2 separate regions of the Homo sapiens genome follow, and region 2 is linked to region 1. Evidence: chromatin loops called from intact Hi-C (ENCODE). Cell type or tissue: OCI-LY7. All regions are shown on one strand. Each heading gives the region's core, and the rest is flanking DNA. Links, peaks and the distances in the headings are about the cores only.

Region 1 (11,119 bases), core at 3,661-6,160:
GAGTCACTATAATTATATCAGACAAAATAGATTGTAAGACAAACACTGTAAGAAGACAAAAACAAGGTCATTGCATAATGACAAAGCGGCCAACTCAGCAAGAAGATATAAGAATTTTGAAAACATACGCACCCAACACTGGAGCACTCCAATATATAAAGGAACTATTATTAGAGCTAAAGAGAGATATAGGCCCTAATACAATAATAGTTCGAGACTTCAACACCTCACTTTCATTATGGACAAATCTTCCAGACAAAAAATCAACATCAGACTTAATCTCTACTATAGTCCAAATGAATCTAATAGATATTCACAGAAAATTTCATCCCAGAGCTGCAGGATACATTATTTTTCTCAACACATGAATTATTCTCAAGGGTAGACCATATGTTAAGTCATAAAACAAATCTTAAAACATTGAAAGAACATGAAATAATGTCAAGCATCTTCTCTGGACAAAATAAAATAACTAGAAATCAATAACAATGGAAATTTTGGAAACAATACAAATTACATGGAAATTAAACAATATGCTCCTGTATGACCAGTGGGCTTTGAAGGAATTAAAAATAATCTTGAAAAAACTCTTAAACAAATGGTAATGGAAACACAGCATACCAAAATCTATGGGATAGAGGAAAAGCAGTACTAACAGGGAAGTTTATAGTTATAAGTGCCTACGCCACAGGAGAAAAAACTTCAAAGAAACTATCTAACAATGCATCTTAAACAACTAGAAAAACAAGAGTAAACTACACCCAAAATTAGAAGAAAAAAGATAATAAAGGTCAGAGCAGAAATTAATAAAATTGAAATTATAAAAAACTATACAAAAGATAAAAAGTTAATTTTTTGAAAAGTTAAAATTGACAGATGTTCAGACAGACTAAGAGTAAAAAAGAATATCTAAATAAATATAATCAGAAATGAAAAAATATATTAAAACTGATACTGCAGGAATTCCAAGGATCATTATTTGCTACTATGAGCAACTATATGCCAATAAATTGGAAAATTTAGAAGAAATGGACAAATTCCTAGATACATACAAACTACCAAGACTGAACCAAGAAGAAATCCAAAAACTGAACAGGGCAAAAACAAGTAACAAGATCAAAGCCATAACAAAAAGGCTCCCAGTAAAGAAAAGTGCAGGATCCAATGGTTTAACGGCTGAATTCTACCAAATGTTTAAAGAAGAATTAATAGCAATCGTATTCAAATTATTTCATGTAATAGAAGAGAAGAAAATACTTCCAAGCTCACTCTACAAAGCTAGTATTACTGATGTCAAAAATGAGACAAAGACATATCAAAAACAAAAACTGCAGGCCAATATCTCTGATAAATATCAATGCAAAAATTCTCAATTAAATACTAGAACACCAAATTCAACAATAGATTTGAAATAGCCATTTATTATGACCAAGTAGAATGTATCCCTGGGATGTAAGGATGTTTAAACATACACAAATCAATCAATGTATTACATCATATCAACAGAATAAAGGATAAAAAGCATATGATTATTTCACTTGATAATTAAAAAGCATTTGGTAATATTAAACATTTCTTTTATGATTAAAAGCTCTGAAAAAAAGCTTGTTATAGAAGGAACATACTTCAACATAATAAAAGGCATATACAACAGACCCACAGCTAGTATCATACTGAATGGGGAAAACCTGAAAGTCTCTTTTCCTGAGATCTGGAACACAACAAGAACACCCACTTTCCCTTACTGTTGTTCAACATAATAATGGAAGTCCTAGCTAGAGCAATTAAACAAAAGAAAGATATAAAGAACATCCAAATTGGAAAGAAAAAAAGTCAAATTTTACTTGTTTGCAGATAACAAAATCCTATATTTTAAAAAACTTAAAGACTCCACAAGAAAATTGTTAAAAGTGATAAACAAATTCAGTAAAGTTATAGGATAACAAATCAACATATAAAAAATCACTAACATTTCCATATGTCAACAGTAAACAATGTGAAAAAAATTTAAAAAGTAATACCACTTAAAATAGCCACACATATATATAAATAAAATACTAGGAATAACTTAACCATAACAGTAAAAGATCTGTGTACCGAAAAATATAAAATACTGATGAAAGAAATTGAAGTGGATACCAAATAAAGATATTCCATGTTAATGGATTAAAAGAATCAATATTGTTAAATATTTATGCTGCTCAAAGCAATATACACATCCAATGCAATCTCTGTCAAAATCTCAACAATGTTCTTCACAGACATAGAAAAAACAACCCTATAATTTATCTGAAACCACAAAAGACTCAGAAGAGCCAAAGCCATCCTGAGCAAAAAGAACAAACTGGAGAAATCACATTACTTGACTTCAAATTATATTATAGAATGTAGCAGGCAAAACAGCAGGGCACTGGCATAACAATAGGCACATACACAAATGGAATATAAAACAGAATTCAAAAACAAATCTGCACACCTACAGTGAATTGATTTTGACAAAGATGCCAAGAACATACACTGCGGAAAAGACAGTCTCTTCAGGAATTAGGAAAACTAGATATCTATATGCAGAAGAATGAAACTAGATCCCTATTTCTCACAATATCAACTAACTAAAATCAAATCAAAATGAATTAAAGACTTAAATCTATGACATCAAACTATGAAACTTTTTATTTCATGACATGTCATGCAACTTTTTGTAGTTTCATAGTTTGAGGTTCGTAATTTCATAGTTTTGTAGATTCGTAGATTTAAAGTTTCCAGAACATTTGTCTGGGCAAAAATTTCTTGAGAAACACCACACAAGCACAGGTAACCAAAGTAATAGGGGACAAATGAGATCACATCAAGTTAAAAAGCTTCTGCACAGCAAAGGATATAATCAACAAAGCAAAAAGACAATCCACAGAATGGCAGAAAAATATTTGCAAACTACCCACTGACAAAAGATTAATAATCAGAATATATAAAGAGCTCAAACAACTGTAAGAAAAAGTGTAATAATCCAATCCAAAAATGGGCAAAATTTCTGAATAGACATTTCTCAAAAGAAGACATGAAAATGGAAAAGAGACATATGAAAAGGTGTTCAACATCATTGATCATCAGAGAAATGCAAATCAGAATTACAATATTATCTCACCCCAGTTAAAATGGCTTAAATCCAAAAGACAGGCAATAGCAAATGCAGGTGACGATGTGGAGTAAAGGGAACACTTGTACACTATTGGTGAGAAAGTAAATTAGTACCATCACTATGGAGAACAGTTTAGAGGTTCCTCAAAAAATTAAAAATTGAGCTACCATATGATCCAGCAATCTCACTGCTAGGTGTATACCCAAAAGAGTGGAAATCAGTACATCTAAGAGATATCTCCACTTTTATGTTTGTTGTGGCACTGTTTACAATAGCTAAGATTTGAAAGCAAACTAAGTATCCATCAACAGATAATGAATAAAGAAAATGTGGTACATGTACACAATGGATTACTATTTAGCCATAAACAAATGAGATTCAGTAATATGCAACAACATGGATGGAACTGGAGATTATTGTGTTATGTGAAATAGGCCAAGCATAGAAAGAGATATATCACATGTTCTTATTTATTTGTGGTATCTAAAAATCAAAACAGTCGGACACAGACAGTAGACGAATGTTTACCAGAGGCTGGGAAAGGTAGTGGGAGTAGGGGGTGGATGGGGATGGTTAATGAATACAAACAAAAACAGAAAGAATAAATAAGAACTAATATTTTATAGCACAACAGGATGATTATAGTCAATAATAACTTAATTTTACATTTTAAAACAATCGAAAGAGTGTAATTGGATTATTTATAAACCAAAGGACAAACGTTTGAGGGAATAAATAAAACATTCTCCATGATGTGCTTATTTTACATTGCATGCCTGTATCAAAATATTTCATATACCCCATTAATATATATGTCTACTATGTAACCACGAATAAAATAAAATAATTAAAAACAACACAATCTCATTGATTAAAAGTGTCTAAATAATCCTAAGAAGGAAATAATCTCAAATTTTGCCTGGTCCTGAGAATATTTACATGAGACTCAACTCCTTGGAAAGAATGTCCAAAATTCCTATTGAAAAAAATTGACAATAATGACTCTGTGAGTGGAAGTGAGAGAGCCACAAGCACAAAACAGACTGATGGAATAGAACTTGCATCTTCCCATTCCCATTACAGTTGAAATTATTCATTGAAATAACATACTTCAAGTATTAGTGTAATTGCTTTTCTATGAATAAATATCTGACACTACGTAATTTATGAAGAAAAGAGGTTTAATCGGCTCATGGTTCTGCAGACTTTACAGAAAGCATGATAGTGGCGTCTGCTCCTAATGAGGCCTCAGGAAGCTTACAATCATGGTGGAAGGTGACAGAAGAAGCCTGCATGTCACACGGTGAGAGCAGGTGCAAAAGGGAGAGAAGAGGGGAAATCCCATTCTTTTAAGCAACCAGATCTGATGTAAACTAACTGTGTGAGAATTCACTGATTACTAAGTGATGGTGCTAATCTATTTATGACGGATCAAATTCCATGATCTAATCACCTCCAACCAGTCCCTACCTGCAACATTGAAAATCACATTGTTACAGTCTCGCCAATGCACCACAATGTAGCAGTCTCTTGTTGCCTAAGGTAGTACCCAGGAGTTCTTTGTCTCACGACCAGGAAAGTTAAGGAGTGCAGACACCAAGGGTGATGTTGGAGTGCAAGCTTAATAAGCTAAAGCAGAAGGCCCTCCACTGTGGAGAGGGGGCCTGGAAGAGTGTTGCCATTTTTACAGTTGAATGCAAAGGCTTTTATTAAAAAAACAAATGAGGGGTGGGCATCTTATTTGCATAAGGCATAACTTGATGGTAGCTCCACTCCATCCTTTTAGCGTGTATGTGGGCCCTTAGCTTGAGTTGCTCCATCCCAAATCTTGGGATCTTGCTGTTCACAGAGATGTGGGTATCATGTAAGCTTATGACTAACAAAATGTTAATCTTAAATAGTCCTAAAGAGGGCAGTGTTTTAAAACTTTTAAAAATTTACATTTCAATGATCTGGGTCAGCTGTGAAATGACTTAGAGTTTTTGTCCATCTTTTGCAAACAGTAAGACAAGCATTCCCTATCTATACTGCCTATTGATAGGTTTTTATTAGATCTAACTGAAAATCATCTCAAGAAACAGCAGGTCCTGATGGCTTATTGTCATTAGTGAGAACAACAGAGTATCAATTTAAATTACATCTGTTGTATTAAGAATATATCCTTTAGTAATTAAATGAAATAGCACATTTAGCTTCACAGGGTGCTTTAGTGATGAATTCATCCTGTGAGAGTTCTATCAAAATACAGAGCTGCTCAATATCACATGTAAAGCAGGAGTCACATTACAATGATAAACATCTTACATGATAACGATGCATGGGTGTGTGCATGTGAGTGGGCATTTGAGTATTAGCATGAGGAGAATAGTGTGAGTGTACATCCATGTGAATGTAGAAGTGAGTGTGTGATTGTTATTGTATATGTATGTTACTATATCACACACATCCATCATTTCCACTGAATTGTTGAAGATTTTAAGCCAACTTTTAGGAAAATACTATCCCTACCTGCAAGTCCCCCAGTTCTCCTGCATGCTAACCTTTTCCCTGGGTAAAAATAGAAGTTGATAACAAATGTGAGCTTGCCTCTTGTGTGTGTAGTTTGCAGACAGGGTACAACCACCACTGAAAATCAATTACAATGACAAATACATGTCAGGCACTTATCAGAGAACACAACCAGGAATGAACTGCAACCTCTCCCTTCCCAAAATCTCCCTTAGATAAGTTAACTTCCCCTTCCTGATGATTTCCTCTTGACAATCTCCTTATGAAAGAATCTTCTTCCTTAAATAGCAGACATGGCTTCACTGTCCTCAGTGCCCTCTACCGGGCTAACAAATTGTTACTGTCCTTTGCAAAAGCACAGCTAAAAGAGTTTCCTTTTTTTTTTTTTTGGTCTTCTAAAAAATAACTATATGTTTAACTTTTATTATATTAAGGTTAACTTAATTTTTTGCCCCTTTTAGTCTTTTTTTTTTTTTTTTTTTTTTTTGAGACGGAGTCTCGCTCTGTCGCCCAGGCTGGAGTGCAGTGGTGGGATCTCGGCTCACTGCAAGCTCTGCCTCCTGGGTTCACACCATTCTCCTGCCTCAGCCTCCCAAGTAGCTGGGACTACAGGCGCCCACCACCATGCCCGGCTAACTTTTTGTATTTTGTTTAGTAGAAACGGGGTTTCACCGTGTTAGCCAGGATAGTCTCGATCTCCTGACCTCGCGATCTGCCCGTCTCGGCCTCCCAAAGTGCTGGGATTACAGGCGTGAGCCACTGCGCCCAGCCACCCCTTTTAATCTTATAAGTGTTCTTGAATACTTTTGAGAACCTTAATAAATGGTAACTCTCCTACAATCTTTAAAGGGAAACTACGTGTAAATAAAATTGAGGTTTACAGTGCTAGTTCATTGTGTTGAAGATTTTCATAACATATGAGATGAATATTATTATCCTCACTTAGCAAACAAGGAAACTGAGGCTAAGAAAGGTTAAATGACTTACTTCTTCTAGTCACTCAGTTGAGAGGAAGCATCATTTATCTCTTTACGCTGAAGAACATGACTAGAATAGCATCTCCTGGGAGGTGCTTAGTAACTGTTGAATGATGCCAGCTACTTAGCTCTGAAAAAAATACAGTCATCAAACAGTTCAAGGGGAAAAACACCTTTTCATCAGTTACTTCAATATTTCAGTAAAAATGGAATTTTAAATCTTGGTCATCTCCCCTACCCCAAACCATCTCCTCCACTACTGCACTATAATTTCATTTCACTTGGTAGGTGTTATACCAGGGATGGTAGCGACCTTCATTGACCACAGAAAAACAAAATTGTGGAAATAGCTTTCTAAATGCAAGAGTGAGTGAATTTCTAAGCAAGGATATAAATGTGTTCCTGGCCGGGCGCGGTGGCTCATACCTGTAATCCCAGCACTTTCGGAGGCCGAGGTGGGCAGATCACCTGAGGTCAGGAGTTTGAGACCAGCCTGGTTAACATGGTGAAACCCCCTTTCTACTAAAAATACAAAAAAAATGACCGGGTGTGGTGGCTCGTGCCTGTAATCCCAGCTACTCGGGAGGCTGCGGCAGGAGAATTGCTTGAACCCGGAAGGCGGAGGTTGTAGTGAGCCAAGATGGCGCCATTGCACTCCAGCTTGGGCAACAAGAGCGAAATTCAGTCTCAAAATAAATAAATAAATGTGTTCCTTACCTTTAAGATGGCAGTAATACACTAGACACTAGAATACAGAAAACGTTTGTGACTCCTCTGGATATATTGTGTAATTTATGAATCATATTAGTAAGCTTTTACATTAACATTGATAACAGAAATAAGGTGGCAAAAAGAGGTCTGCTGAGATCTACCCTGAGAACAAATATCTGGTCTTTTCATATGAGCTATTGGGACTGAAGAGACCATACAAAATCAGTGTTTTTAATGGACATAAGAAAGTCTGTTCTAAACTTACAGATAAGATTTTCATAAGGAAATGTGAAAATATTCATTCAACTGTCTTGAAATCATAATGCGTTCAATAAAGAAAGAAGTAATAATTGTTATTATTATCATTCTAGTGTTTGCCTTTTAAAACAACTGATAATATAACTTTATGTAATGTGGGCCATTCACTTGAAGGATTGTATTCTATCATGAAGATTAAGGATACTGAGAAATGTTTTGATGCTTAGTTTAATATTTTAATGATGTTTAATGTTTCTTTGACTTTGTATTATTTCAGGATTGTTCAACCTTAATTGAAATCACTTGCAGTGGGTTTCCATTCAATGGTAATACGATCACTAGGTATGATGAATACATAGAATATAAATTTAAGATATAAATATTCATATCAAAGAATAAAGACCAAATGTAATTAATTTTCAATTATGGGAAAGTTAAAAAAGGAATAAGTAAGGTCCATTATTTTTTGCAATCAATGAAAATAAGAAGAGACAGAGGAAAAGTGTTACCTAAAAGAGCATTTTAATTGTTATTTCTAGTTCAAATCTATCTGTTAAGAATAAGGAATTATCATATTTTTATTACAGTCTCACTAACCGAGTCTCTCTCTCTCCTATTCTATGTTAAGAATAAGGAATTATCGTATTTTGGTTACAGTCTAAACCACCGAAAGACAGGTGGTTCTCAAAGTTTCCTTCTTTCAGAAAGTTAAGAATATTTACCCCAGGTAGGCAGAGTGGAGGACCTTCCTTCTAAACTGAAACATTATTTAGGGAAGGCCTAAAGCAGCTTGGGAGGCCTGGGAATCTGGCCAGGCTAAGGTTGTGCAAAACGACAGGAGCTAACATTAACTGTGCCACTTCCCACTGCCTGGTCCTGTAAGGCTGGGCAGCTAAGCTTTAGCAGCAGTTAATGCAAAAAGGAATGAGAACTCAGACTCTAGAACTGGGGATTTTTGATTAAGAGAGGGTTCTGAATAAAGGAAAGCTAAGGAATCGTGTTTCGCTTGGCAAAGAGTAAGAATGTAGACTCCAGAGGCTAAAGGCTTGTTTATAAATATTTAAAGGTGATGAGAAAAATATTTAGGATATTACTATTTTTCTTGTTGCCATTTACCATTTTTAGCACACTGGTGCCTGTTATTGTTAAGTAATATCTAGTCTAATCTTTGTGATTGCACCTTTGTAAGAACGGTAAATGTTATGTGCTTATTCCTGGGAAGTAGAAAAAGGGCATCATTCATCTAGGGATTGGTGCAGAGGACTGATCCTGGCAACCTTTGATAGCAGAAGGAAAAGAAAATGGGAGGGGTTGATTTCTGGAACCTTTGCAAGTAAAGGAAAAAAGTATAACTCTGTGATGGCCAAATTACAAAGGATAAGTTGTCCGAGAAGTATATTTGATGAGAAGGTCACAAATCCTCAAAGGTTAGAAACAAAAAAAAGAAAGAAAGAAACATAAAGGGAATAGGAGGGAGGAGATGGAGATGCTGCAGTGTTCCATTGGTTCTCTTCCTTGTATTCTCTTTTCTGTGTCTCTAATCTAATCTAATCCAGCTTCTGTGTATCCTGGCAGTTCTCTACCTCCATATTCAATGGAAATACCTCACTCCTAGCAGCTGGGCCACAGAAGCTGAATATAGAATCTGGGTAGTTAGCACTCTTTCTGATATGTGGAAATAATAGTAGGAGCAATATTTTTAGCAATATAAAATAGAAAAAAATGAATTTTACCATTCTAATTATGAGCATCCTATTTTGATGTGCTCAGTATATGGCAGAACGGACTCTAAATGCTTCTACGGGAAAAATACACAGAGCACCAAACTTCCAATTCACAAATAATTGTCTTGAATACAATATATGTGTAAATTGTGGAAGGCCTATAGTGTATTAAACTGAAAAAGTTATTTATAAAATGGGTTATGAGAAGTTTTTAAATTGAAGTAATAAATTGTTGGCATATATTTTTCAGTTTTTAAGGATGGCTGTGATTTTTTGATAACTGCAAATTTCTCACCCATTTTCTTAGTACCAGTTTTCTTTATATTCACTGGCCTCAATTCATTGTCATTCTAAGATTTCTCACTCTCAGAAAATTAAAACCATTAAAAGTAAATGGAATTAGTAAAATTGTGATATAAGCAGAGCGATACTCCATCTCAAAAAAAATTGTGATATATGGATCACTATGATTTTTAGGTGACAAAATAAAAGTATTCATCACAACACAAAAAAAAACCAAAATAGTCATGAATACTTCAGTGACACCATCTGAAGGACAGCTCTCCACTGTCATGTCCCTAAAATTTTGGTTAAGATTACCTATGCTAGGCTGGGTGCCGTGACTCACGCCTGTAATCCCAGCACTTTGAGGGGCCAAAGTGGGTGAATCGCCTGAAGTTAGGAGTTCAAGACCCTTCCTATCCATGAGCATGGAAATGTTCTTGCATTTGTTTGTGTTCTCTTTTATTTCGTCGAGCAGTGGTTTGTAGTTCTCCTTGAAGAGGTCCTTCGCATCCCTTGTAAGTTGGATTCCTAGGTATTTTATTCTCTTTGTAGCAATTGTGAATGGGAGTTCACTCATGATTTGGCTCTCTGTTTGTCTGTTATTTGTGTATAGGAATGCTTGTGATTTTTGCATATTGATTTTGTATCCTGAGACTTTGCTAAAGTTGCTTATCAGCTTAAGGAGATTTTGAGCTGAGACAATGGGGTTTTCTAAATGTACAATCATGTCATCTGCAAACAGAGACAATTTGACTTCCTGTTTTCCTAATTTAATACTTTTATTTCTTTCTCTTGCCTGATTGCCCTGGCCAGAACTTCCAACACTATGCTGAATAGGAGTGGTAAGAGGGGGCATCCCTGTCTTGTGCCAGTTTTCAAAGGGAATGCTTCCAGTTTTTGCCCATTCAGTATGATATTGGCTGTGGGTTTGTCATAAATAGCTCTTATTATTTTGAGATATGTTCCATCATTACCTAGTTTATTGAGAATTTTTAGCATGAAAGGCTGTTGAATTTTGTCAAAGGCCTTTTCTGCATCTGTTGAGATAATCATGTGGTTTTTGTTGTTGGATCTGTTTATGTGATGGATTTCATTTATTGATTTGCATATGTTGAACCAGCCTTGCATCCCAGGGATGAAGCTGACTTGGTCGTGGTAGATAAGCTTTTTGATGTGCTTCGGGATTTCGTTTGCCAGTATTTTATTGAGGATTTTCGCATCGATGTTCATCAGGGATATTGGCCTAAAATTCTCTTTTTTTGTTGTGTCTCTGCCAGGCTTTGGTATTAGGATAATGCTGGCCTCATAAAATAAGTTAGGGAAGAATCTCTCTTTTTCTATTGATCGGAATAGTTTCAGAAGGAATGGTACCAGCTCCTCTTTGTACCTCTGGTAGAATTAGGCTGTGAATCTGTCTGGTCTGGACTTTTTTTGGTTGGTAGGCTATTAATTATTGCCTCAATTTCAGAGCCTGTTATTGGTCTATTCAGATATCCAACTTCTTCCTGCTTTAGTCT
Region 2 (11,119 bases), core at 4,328-6,827, 770 kb after region 1:
CAGTCTTAGAAATACGATGGCTGGGGAGCCCTACTGGACTTTGATAATATAATAACTAAGACAACACTTAACAAAGAAACAGAAAACCTGCCCAAACCCTTCCAACTTTATCCATACACCAAATTTTTTTCTGTTTGGCAGGGAACATAATTTGAATTTCACAGGAGTATAACAGAACTACATAACAAAATAAATGACTTCTGCTGTTAGGTAAACTGCTGCTCTATTTCAATTGCTTTGGATGCTTCATTAATATGGGGCTGAAACTGCTAATTCATTTTATCCCTGTGATTGGTAGTGGCCAACAAGAGTAGTATCACTGTGTTGAAAGAAATTGTAAAGTGATAGATAATATCCCCTTGCTGTAGTTGAGATTCTTGCTTTTGGTTTGTGAGGTACCAGGTTTAAATTATAGCCCTTTCTTTCTGCTGGACGCTCATGGCAAAGATTGAATGTAACTTGCCTTTGAACCTTCAGTTTAATTCCTAGCATATCAATCATGATATGTGGTTGTTGATCTGAGCTGCACCACATCATATCTCAGTCCTCCTCCTTGTCTTTTCTGTTGTATCACCAGGGCTTTGTGTTGGCATGAGCAAGAATAGTATGAAGGTAACACTAAGCCCAAAGCTACAGAGAATGGTCTTTTATTAACTCATAGATATTGGGGGTTTACGATTCTCCCTCTTCCCTTCCCCCACAGAATGGCATATGAGGACGTCTGGTGTTATATTATCTCAGCTACTCAGCTACTTTACATAACCTTAAATTGGCCCTTCAGGCCACCAGAGAACCGAATTGACTCTCATAAGCAAGGAAGCTGTTCATGTGGGAAGTGTTATTCCCATGGGATCTTTTGCAGAACTGTTCAAATTTAAACAATATATCTGGGGAAAATAAAGAATGTGGGAAAGAAATATAGTAAATTGTTCCTGCATGTTTGTATAATTTCTGCTTTTTGGCCAAAAGGAGTAATATGTAATCAATGGTTTTACGTTTTTTTGGCACTTGGTCCTGAGCCAAATTGAAAAATAGCTCCTCTCCCACTGAGGATTATTCTAAGGCTTTAGTGTCTCCTTTGTGTTGTGAGAACCACAACCCAGGATGTTTCCCTTGTTGGGAAATGGGGAGAGTGGACGTGCAGACCTGAGCGCTGTGGCCTGGTCATTAACACTCACCAGCTGTGTCAAGACATGTGATCTCAAAATAAAAGTCATGCAGAACATCCTCAAGCCTCAAAAGTCACTCGACTAACACTGGGGCATGAGAGAGAAAAGAACTTTCTGAGACTCTGAGTTATAGCTTAAGTGCCAAGGGAACACTTTCCCTGGTGGTATTTCCACAAAACGGGTATGGGGAGAATCTGGGCTCCGTTTGATCATTAGCCGTCTCCAGAAAGCAGGGGTGGGGAGCAGATGTGTGAGTTAGGCGACTTCATTTCATTTCAAAACAACAGATGACCCTTGCATGCACTTTACTTATGTTTTGCCCTTTGAGTCATTATCATCCGGAGGCTGGGACCGGAAGCAGAATCTACTTCAGACAGAAGAACTTTGTTCTATTTTTTTTTTCCCATCCAAGTTTAGGAGAGGAGATAGATAGGTTAATTTTTTATGGGAATCAACCCAAAATCTAGCTTGGCTGCCAGAGTGGTCAGAATAATCAAATTGACTATGTCCCGGTCAGGTTGATTTTATTACATAGATTACTTTGCTTTGTCCTTAATGATGGAACTAAAGAGTTGAATGTACAGTAAGACTTGAAAAACACTATCTTCAGTTATCCAGATATAGAGTATGAAGGGACCTAACATCAGTGTTTCTTTTTAATCTATCTCTTATCTAAATCAAAATAAAATAAAATAAAATTGATCCTGGACCAAGGTTGAAATTGGAGGTGGGTCTAGAAGTTGATTGAGGTCTCTCTGGGCTATAAATGTTCATAAATCACCGGTTTGTCTATCTGATTTTTTATTACCTGTACTTGGCCTTGGCACAACAAATACATTCTGTTAAAGATTTAAATATATTTCCTCTTAAAGAATAGTGAGGCAGAATCATGTCATTAATGACCATGAGCTTAGGAAACAAAACTGGATTTGAATCCCAACTGTGCTCCCAAGTAGTATGTGACGGTGGCCAAGTAATTATATGTTCCCAAGCCAAAACCTCCAAGTCAGGAGAATTAGGGCAATACCTACATCCCAGAGTTGCAAGGAGTAAATGATAATATGTATGTGAAAGACTTGTATGTTAATAGCCTGATTAATGTCAATTTCCTTTCTTACTGGGCAATCTAGATATTCAATATATTAAATATTTCTCAAACCTTAGACACTTTCTTATTATACCTTAAACTGTGTGAATTATATTTTTAACTAGGCCAGCTGTATAATATTTTGAAATTTCATTCTAGTTAAGTCCACCACTGGTTCAATCAGCTTTAAAGGAAAAAACAACTATTATATCAGTGAATCATCCTTAAAAATCCAAGTGATCATTTCTAAATTAACAATCTAAGCAATCTTTAGAGACCCTGAATACTGAAAATGTATGGTGCACTATCTTCCCAGCATTCATTCATTTATTCATCATTTAATAAGTATTTATTGATTACCTACAATATTTATTGATTACCTACAATTAGGCATTGTCCTAATCACTAACAGAGGAGTGATTCAAAAAGACAATCTCTGTTCATATGAAGCTTATATTTTAGTGCAGAAAATAATAAATATAATAAGCCATTATATAATTCCTATATTAGTTATAAATGTATCTATATTATTTCTAAAATATATTTATATTTTTATATACTATATAAAAATGATATATACATTATACCAAAGATGATATATTATTTGGAGAAAATAGAGAGTAGGGTAAGAGAGATGGGATGCTGGGGCCAGTGACAAAGTTTGAAACTGTAAGTAGTAACTTCACTATACCCCTCAATGTGAGAGGAGAAGAGAACAAGGAGGGGAGAGAGCAAGCCACAGAAAGAGTAAGAGGATGGCCATGCACAGTGGCTCACGCCTGTAATCCCAGCCCTTTGGGATGCCAAGGCGGGCAGATCACCTGAGGTCAGGAGGTCGAGATCAGCCTGGCCAACATGGTAAAACGCCGTTTCTACTAAAAATACAAAAATTAGCCAGGCGTGGTGGCCTGTAATCCCAGCTACTCGGGAGGCTGAGGCAGGAGGATCACTTGAACCTGGGAGGCAGAGGTTGCAGTGCCTAAGATTGTACCACTGCACTCCAGCCTGGGCAACAGAGTGAGTGAGACTCTATCAAAAATAAAATAAATAAATAAGAATAAGAGGAAAGCCTTTCAGGTAAAGGAGACACTTCGTACAAAGGCCCTGAGATAGGAGTGCACCTGCCGTGTTTGTGGAACAATAAGAGAGGCCAGTATAGTTTAAGTGGATGAAATGGAGTGAGAGAGGGGAAGAGCAGTAAGAGATGAGCTTAAAGAGGTAATGAGGACTAGGTCATGTTAGACCTTAGAGTATATTCCAAGGACTTTGATTTTTATTCTGCATGAAAAGTGGAGTCACTACAGAATTTTGAGCAAGGATGAAATAAACTGACTTCCATTTTGAGAGCAACTCTGGCTGCTGTGTTGAAAGTGGATTGTAAGGCAGTCAGGATGGAGGTTGAGAGGCTAGTTGGAGGGCTAGTGCAATGACTCAAGTGAAATGTGATAATTGATTGGATGGTAGGAACAGTGGAGATAGTGAGAAGTGGTCAGATTCTGGGTATATGTGGAAGGTACAGTCAACAGGACTTCCTGGCAGGTTGAAAATAAGAGTCAAGAATGCTTTCAATGGTTTTGGCCTGAGCAATGGAAAATATATGTAGTTAACATTACCTGAGCTGAATAAGACTGAGGTGGAGGAGGTTTGGTGGTGGGGAAAAAAATCTGGGCACATTTAATTTGAGATGTTAATTAGGTATCCAAGTAGAATTGCCAAGTAGGCAGTTGAATTTATGTCTGGAATTCAGAGAGGAGGTCTAGGCTAGAGATATACATTTGGGAATCTTCGCCATAAGAATGATGGTACACAGAGGCTACCATAACACATCTCATGATTTTGTGGAACTTAAATGTGACTTGATTTGCAATCAGATTCTCCTTAAAATACTGTAATAGCTCCTTTCACACAACTGAAGCTTTTGAACTCCACTTAAAATATGAAAATTTTACTTATATTTAAAACCATAAATCTGGATGATATCAGTGAGGCAATGAGTATGGATAAGAAAAAAGTTGATCAAGAACCGATCTCTGGGGCATTCAACATTAGAAGATTCAGGGGAAGTCAAAAAAGCAAAGAAAACAGAGAAGGACCAGTCAGTGATGTAGAATGAATACTAGAAGGGTGTGGTGTCCTAAAAGCTAAGGGAGGAAAAAAAAGATGTTTTCAGGAGAAAAGAGTAGGGCCGGGAGCAATGGCTCACACCTGTAATCCCAGCACTTTGGGGGGCCGAGGCAGGTGGATCACTTGAGGTCAGCAGTTCAAGACCAGCTTGGCCAACATGGTGAAACCCTGTCTTTACTAAAAATACAAAAAATTAGCCAAGTGTGGTGGCGGGCACCTGTAGTCCCAGCTACTGGAGAGGAAGAGGTGGAAGGATCACTTGGGCCTGGGAGGCGGAGGTTGCAGTGAGCCAAGATCGTGCCACTGCATTCCAGTCTGGAAAATAGAGACTGTCACAAAAAAAAAAAAAAAAAAAAAAAAAGAGTAATCTGCTGTGTGTGAAATACTGTTGATATGTCAAACATCATGAGGCCTGAGAATTGAAAACTGGATTTAGCAACATGGAGGTCAGTGGTAACGTTTTTTTAAAGCACCATTAAAAATTCAAAGTAAAAAAAAAATCATAATAAATATTAAGAAGACCAACAAAATTCTAATTTTGACATTAAATCTACTTTGTTTTTCTTTCTTTCTTTCTTTTTTTGAGACCGTCTCACTCTATCACCTAGGCTGGAGTAAGTGACATCATCATGACTAGCGATTGAGCTCCTAGGCTCCTAGGGACTACAGACACATGTCACCACACCTGACTAATTTATTTATTTTTATTTTTTTGTAGAGATTGGATCCCATTATGTTTCCCAGGCTGGTCTCGGACTTCTGACCTCAAGCTATCCTCCTGCCTTGGCCTCCCAAACTGCATAGCTTATGGGCATGTGCCACCATGCCTGGCCTGATTTCCTTTTAAAAAATCAGTATTTAAAAATTGAGGGAAAGGTAGCTCATTTGTCAGTGCCTAAGGAATATACTCAGTCTTTATTTTGGATAATGTAATACTGAAATGATTGACTCATTAAAATTATTCACTATACTAAATTAAACAATAATTTGGTATTGGAGTATCAGTAACATAATATTTTTCTACTGTCTCACAGACAGACACGCACACACCCTTAATAGCTATAACTGAAAGTATTTCAAATAAATTTTGGATATACATTCTAAATATATCAGAAATATATTTCTAGGCATTAGACAATGGTCCATTTTCCGAACAACATTAAGCGCAACAACTTCAAGTATTAAATACAAATTACGTGTCGGAGTTTATTATAAATTAATTTGGTCTCTAATGAATGCATACTTATAGTGCCACCTACTGTCTGGTAGTAAAATTATAACATCAATCATCCATACAGGTGAATTAAGATAAAGAAATAAAATACATAATCCTCTTATTATCAGTAATCTCTTTTTGGAAATCAGACATTCTGTGCGACAACACTAACTTAGAGAACATATCACATTATTTCAATGAGGAAAAAGTATAACATATTACTTATCAACCTGCAACTCCTACCAATTTTATAAAATATATGAAAGCCCACTAAAGCATACACACACACACACACACACACACACACACACACACAACGAATCATTACGTTAGGATGTAAATGCTTAAAACATTACTTTTTGATTACCAATTACGATAGTTTTTAGTAAACAGCGGTTTCGTAGTGTGTGGTAACATTTGTTGACCATTGACATATATTCCAAAAGTCTACCAGTGATTGCAATTTTATTTGTGATGTTACTTTAGGCATTTTCCCTAATCATTTTTTTAAATATTTATATCTACTATAATGCTATAGAGTTACCTGTAGGGTCTATCATTATACTTAAAAATGTAAGGTAGAAAACATTGGCCATAATCTATCATTTATTTAAGAAAAAGGGGAAAATATTATAATATACAGTGACCTTTGAGCAGCATGTGTTTGAACCGCAGGAATCCACTTAATGCATGGATTTTCTCTTCCCCTGCCATTTCTGAGATAGCAAAACCAGCCCTTTCTCTTCCTGTTCCTCCTCAGTCTACTCAACATAAAGACAATGAGGATTAAGACCTTTCTGCTGATCCACTTTCACTTAATAAACAGTAAATGTATTTTCTCTTCCTTATGATTTTCTTTCACATTTCCTTTTCTCTTGCTTACTTTTTTGTAAGAATACAATATACAATATATAGAATATACAAAATATGTGTTAATCAACCATCTGTGTTCTTGATGGTTTAAGGCTTCTGGTCAACAGTAGGCTATTAGTAATTAAGTTTTGAAGGAGACAAAAATTATGCTTGGATTTCTCACTGCATGGGGGATCTGCATTCCTAACCCCCACATTGTGCAAGGGTCAATTATCTATATATAGTTATATAAATACATAAGTATATATAGTTATATGTGTGTTAAGTGGTATCCCATAGAAGGATAAGGAGACTCGAGCAGAGAAAAAAAAAATTGAAACAAGGCTTCCTTAAATATACCTTGCTTAGTAGATTCAACTACATAATTATAAAGCACGATTAAATAGGACAAGCAATTCAATTAAATACAGTGAAAGAAATTAAAAGCTGTATGGGGTTTTAGCAATGTAAATAGAAAATATGTAAACTAGCAGAAAAAAATTGCAATAAGGAATAAATATGTTCTATGAAGTTAGGGTATGGAACACCAACAGCCATTTTTAATAGGAAATTGTTGAATAGGGGGAGTTCTGTGGGGGCCTGTGGACTTTGGCACATTGAGAAGAGTAAGGACTAAATTTCTATTAACTAATGTCTGTATGTTGCACAGACTTGTCACATCTTTGATAGACAACAACCTGACCTGGATTCAAATATTATCACCTAATTTCAGATATTCACAAGCTTTAACAAAATTTTATATTCAACATTTTCTCACCTTATGCTCCCTTTTTAAAATTCCCTTTAAAATTACACAAAGATATTTTGTTTGATAAGATGACTTTAATTTTTAAACTACTAGGATATAAACCTTTGTGTTTTCATAATACAAGGTCATTGTTTGGCTCTTTTATTTTTCTTTGGGTTTTAAGTGCTCTGCATCTACAACCAAGTTAAGTGTCATTTTACCTGTCAACATTCTAATTATTCTACAATAAGTTTACAGAATAACTGGTAAACATTAAAGATGTGAAGTTAGTAAAATATCTTTATGCAGCTGAACGCGGTGGCTCATGCCTGTAGTCCTAGCACTTTGGGAGGCTGAGGCAGACAGATCGCTTGAGGTCAGGAGTTCAAGACCAGTCTGGCCAACATGGTGAAACCCCGTCTCTACTAATAGAAAAATTAGCCAGGTATGGTGGTGCCTGTCTGTAATCCTGGCTACTCCAGAAGCTGAGGAAGGAAAATCACCTGAACCCAGGAGATGGAGGTTACAGTGAGCCAAAATCATGCTGCAGCACTCCAGCCTGGGCGACAGAGCGAGACTCTTGTCTCAAAACAAACAAACAAAAAACCTTTAGGCTTTCCTCTGTTCCTTCCTCGCCTCTATACTTGCATTTGTTTAGTCATTCAGCAAATATTTATTGAATTCCTGCTACATGCAGGCTCTGGGTGTGCAATGGTGACACATGCAGGCTCTGGGTGTGCAGTGGTGACACATGCAAGCTCTGGGTGTGCAGTGGTGAGCAAACCTTGGTGCCATGAAACGAAGTGTGAATCATAGGAATAGAAATGGCAAGGAGGAAACAAAGACAGAAAGTATATATGCAGAAGGTCTCAGCAGGTTTTCATTTTATTTTAACCAGTTATTCTTCGGCCCATAGTAATACTCCATTGTGTTAAAAAGAAAGATGAACTCTCAAATTCACTGTGTCCTCAAATTCACTTAGTAGGCAAAGAAAAAGAGGCCTTGAAGGAAGAGGGCCAGAGAGAGAAAAGGGTAGTGATGAGAGAGAAATAAAACCACCTGTAGTATCTGATAGCATAAATTTTCCTGTCCCATCCCATCAATATCTGTTAAAATTCCCATATCTTTGTAGGGCTTATTTCAAAAGCCCATATAATCCTTGAAGTCTTTTCTGATCCTCCAAACTTGATGTAATTTCTCTGAACTCGATGTAATTTGTTTCTCCCTTTAAACAGCCAAACTCTATTATTCGTCTTTTGGTACTTAGGTTTCTCCGCTTATCTTCTGTTAAATCTGTTTGTATAATGCCCTTCAATAATTCCTTTAGTAGAGAAACTGTCTCTTATTCACGCTAGTGTCTTCTACATAACATGAGCTTAATAAATGTTGATTTGATTGAACCTTAAAAAGTTATAATTCATCTGCCTATAAGCAAGTTACTCAAATCAAACTGACTTGTTTACCACCTATTGTCATCACACAGCTTGGAATGTAAACGTCCTCATTTCAAAACTGTGTACACTCACACACATATATACATGTATGGTCACATATATTTATAAAATTATATATTTGTATTTATTTAGTGAAATGTTTCAGTCTATATGCTATTCTATTGCATTTCCTAAGGGATCTCTTTAAATTTGAAAGGTTACTTCTTCAGCACTTCCAAACTGATCTCTTTTAAATAAATAAAATCATTTTCCAGGTTACTGAGCTATTTTTCATCTTCAATTCGTAACCTTTTATATGAAAGTAAAAGTTATGATAAAAATTCTTTGTTCATTTGAAACCTCATAGGATATAACCCCCCAACACTGTGTGAGGTCTACAAAAGAGTATTTGTGATTGAAAGATCAAATCAAAAGGAGACAACAAAGGTAAAAGTAACATTTACGCAATTTTGTTTACTTAGCAAAGTGAACAATGTTACAAAATCTGTCATGTCATTCAGGAATTGAGCATAATGCAATAATGACGTTTTGTAGTCATCTCCGGGGAAGGCTTCTTTCCAAATTTTCTGAAAATAAAATGCCTATGAATTAATTTAACACAGACCCAAAAGAAAGTAGCAGGTTACAATGTAGGTAGCCAGAGAAACAGTCCAGGCTATTAGAAGAACCATTAAGATGCTTAGTGCTAGAACCCAAAAGGTTCAAAATAGATTTAGAATAAGAATCATGGCGACTAAGGTACCAGACATATAAAATATGACACCAGAACAAATGCTTCCTACAGGTACTCCTTTGATTCACCTCTATAGTGGAGACAAACATCTACTCAAGCAATAGTTTTTGTTAGGATTTTTAATCTTCATTAAAAGATTATTACAAATAACTGATAAGAGTAGTTTAGCATGTAGGTAGTAAATTAAGGCAAAATAGTAGCATGATTGTTAATTTTATTTGTCAATATAATGGGGCTAAGTGGTGCTCAAACAGCTGGTAAAATATTATCTGTGTGTCTGTGAGGATACTTCTGGGATAATCTGAATCAGCAGACTGAGTAAAGATCACCCTTAGCAATGTGGGGGTTATCCTCCAATCCATTGAGGGCCTGAATACAACATAAAGTTGGACCAGATCAAGTTTATTGATATGGGCCCACTAAGCAGATTCTGCATTTAATGTTGCAGCTACAGAAATCTGTATAAGTAATGAGGAGCCAAGTGTTAATCGCCAAGAAAGTGGGGAAAATGTCTCCAGGGCATGTCACAGATCTTTGCAGCTGCCCCTCCCATTGCAGGCCTGGAGGCCAAGAAGGAAAAAAATGGTTTTATTGGCCCCCTTGCTGTGTGCAGCATAGAGACTTAGTGCCCTGCATCCTAGCCACTCTAGCCATGGCTAAAAGGGATCAAGGTACAGCTTGGGCCATGGCTTCAGAGGGTGCAAGCCCCAAACCTTGGCAGCTTCCATGTGGTATTAAGCCTGTAGGTGCACAGAAGTCAAGAATTGGGATTTGGGAACCTCTGCCAAGATTTCAGAGGATGTATGGAAATGCCTGGATGTCCAGGCAGAAGTTTGCTGCAGGGGTGGGGCCCTCATGGAGAACCTCTGATAGGGGAGGGCAGAAGAGAAATGTGGAGTGGGCACCCCCACACAGAGTCCCCACTGGGGCACTGCCTAATAGAGCTGTGAAAAGAGGGCCACTGTCCTCCAGATCCTAGTATGGTAGATCTGCCAACAGCTTGCACTGTGTGCCTGGAAAAGCAGCAGACACTCAATGCCAGCCCATGAAAGCAGCCAGGAGGGAGGTTGCATTCTGCAAAGCCATGGGAGGTGCTGCCCAAGACCACGGGAACCCACATCTTGCAGCAATGTGACCTGGATGTGAGACATGGAGTCAAAGGAGATCATTTTGGAGCTTTAAGATTTGACTGCCTTGCTGGATTTCAGACTTACATGGGGCCTGTTGTTCCTTTGTTTTGGCCAGTTTCTCCCATTTGGAACAGCTGTATTTATGCCTGTACCTCCATTGTACCTAGGAAGTAACTAACTTGCTTTTGATTTTACAGGCTTATAGGTGGAAAGGACTTGCCTTGTCTAAGATGAGACTTTGGGCTGTGAACTTTGAGTTAATACTGAAATGAGTTAAGACATTGGGGGACTGTTGGGAAGGCATGATTGGTTTTTAAATGTGAGGATATGAGATTTGTGAGGGGCCAAGGATGGAATGATGTGGTCTGGCTCTGTCCCCACCTAAATCTCATCTTTAATTGTAGCTTCCAGAATTCCCACATGTTGTGGGAGGGACCTGGTGGGAGATAATTGAATCATGGGGGCAGTTTCCCCATACTGTTCTAGTGGTAGTGAATAAGTCTCATGAGATCTGATGATTTTATAAGGGGAAACCTCTTTCACTAGGATCTCATTCTGTCTCTTGCCTGCCAGCATGTTAGACGTGACTTTTGCCTCCCACCATGA

What was found. Hi-C counts contacts between places; a loop is a spot of excess contacts. Peaks named below come from ENCODE experiments on the same cell type or tissue, not always from the same donor. Only the 100,000 strongest peaks of a DNase experiment are listed, where the experiment ranks them.
Region 2: a loop joins it to region 1, with 4 times the contacts of the local background. A loop is called at or near these places in 3 of 110 quality-filtered maps.

What each region holds. Positions count from the first base shown.
Region 1 is chr12:21,243,844-21,254,962 of GRCh38, forward strand. It overlaps LOC124902895 (a long non-coding RNA gene), which reads right to left and starts at 6,720. Exons shown (of 2, transcript XR_007063239.1): 1 at 6,635-6,720. RefSeq lists an enhancer at 5,717-6,217. In OCI-LY7, for the core only: CTCF peaks have their summits at 5,059 and 5,258; no DNase peak of the experiment used is centred there.
Region 2 is chr12:22,013,457-22,024,575 of GRCh38, forward strand. No RefSeq gene overlaps it. Among named protein-coding and RNA genes, the nearest start is that of CMAS, 27 kb to the right of the region's middle. In OCI-LY7, for the core only: CTCF peaks have their summits at 5,627 (motif pointing left) and 5,834; no DNase peak of the experiment used is centred there.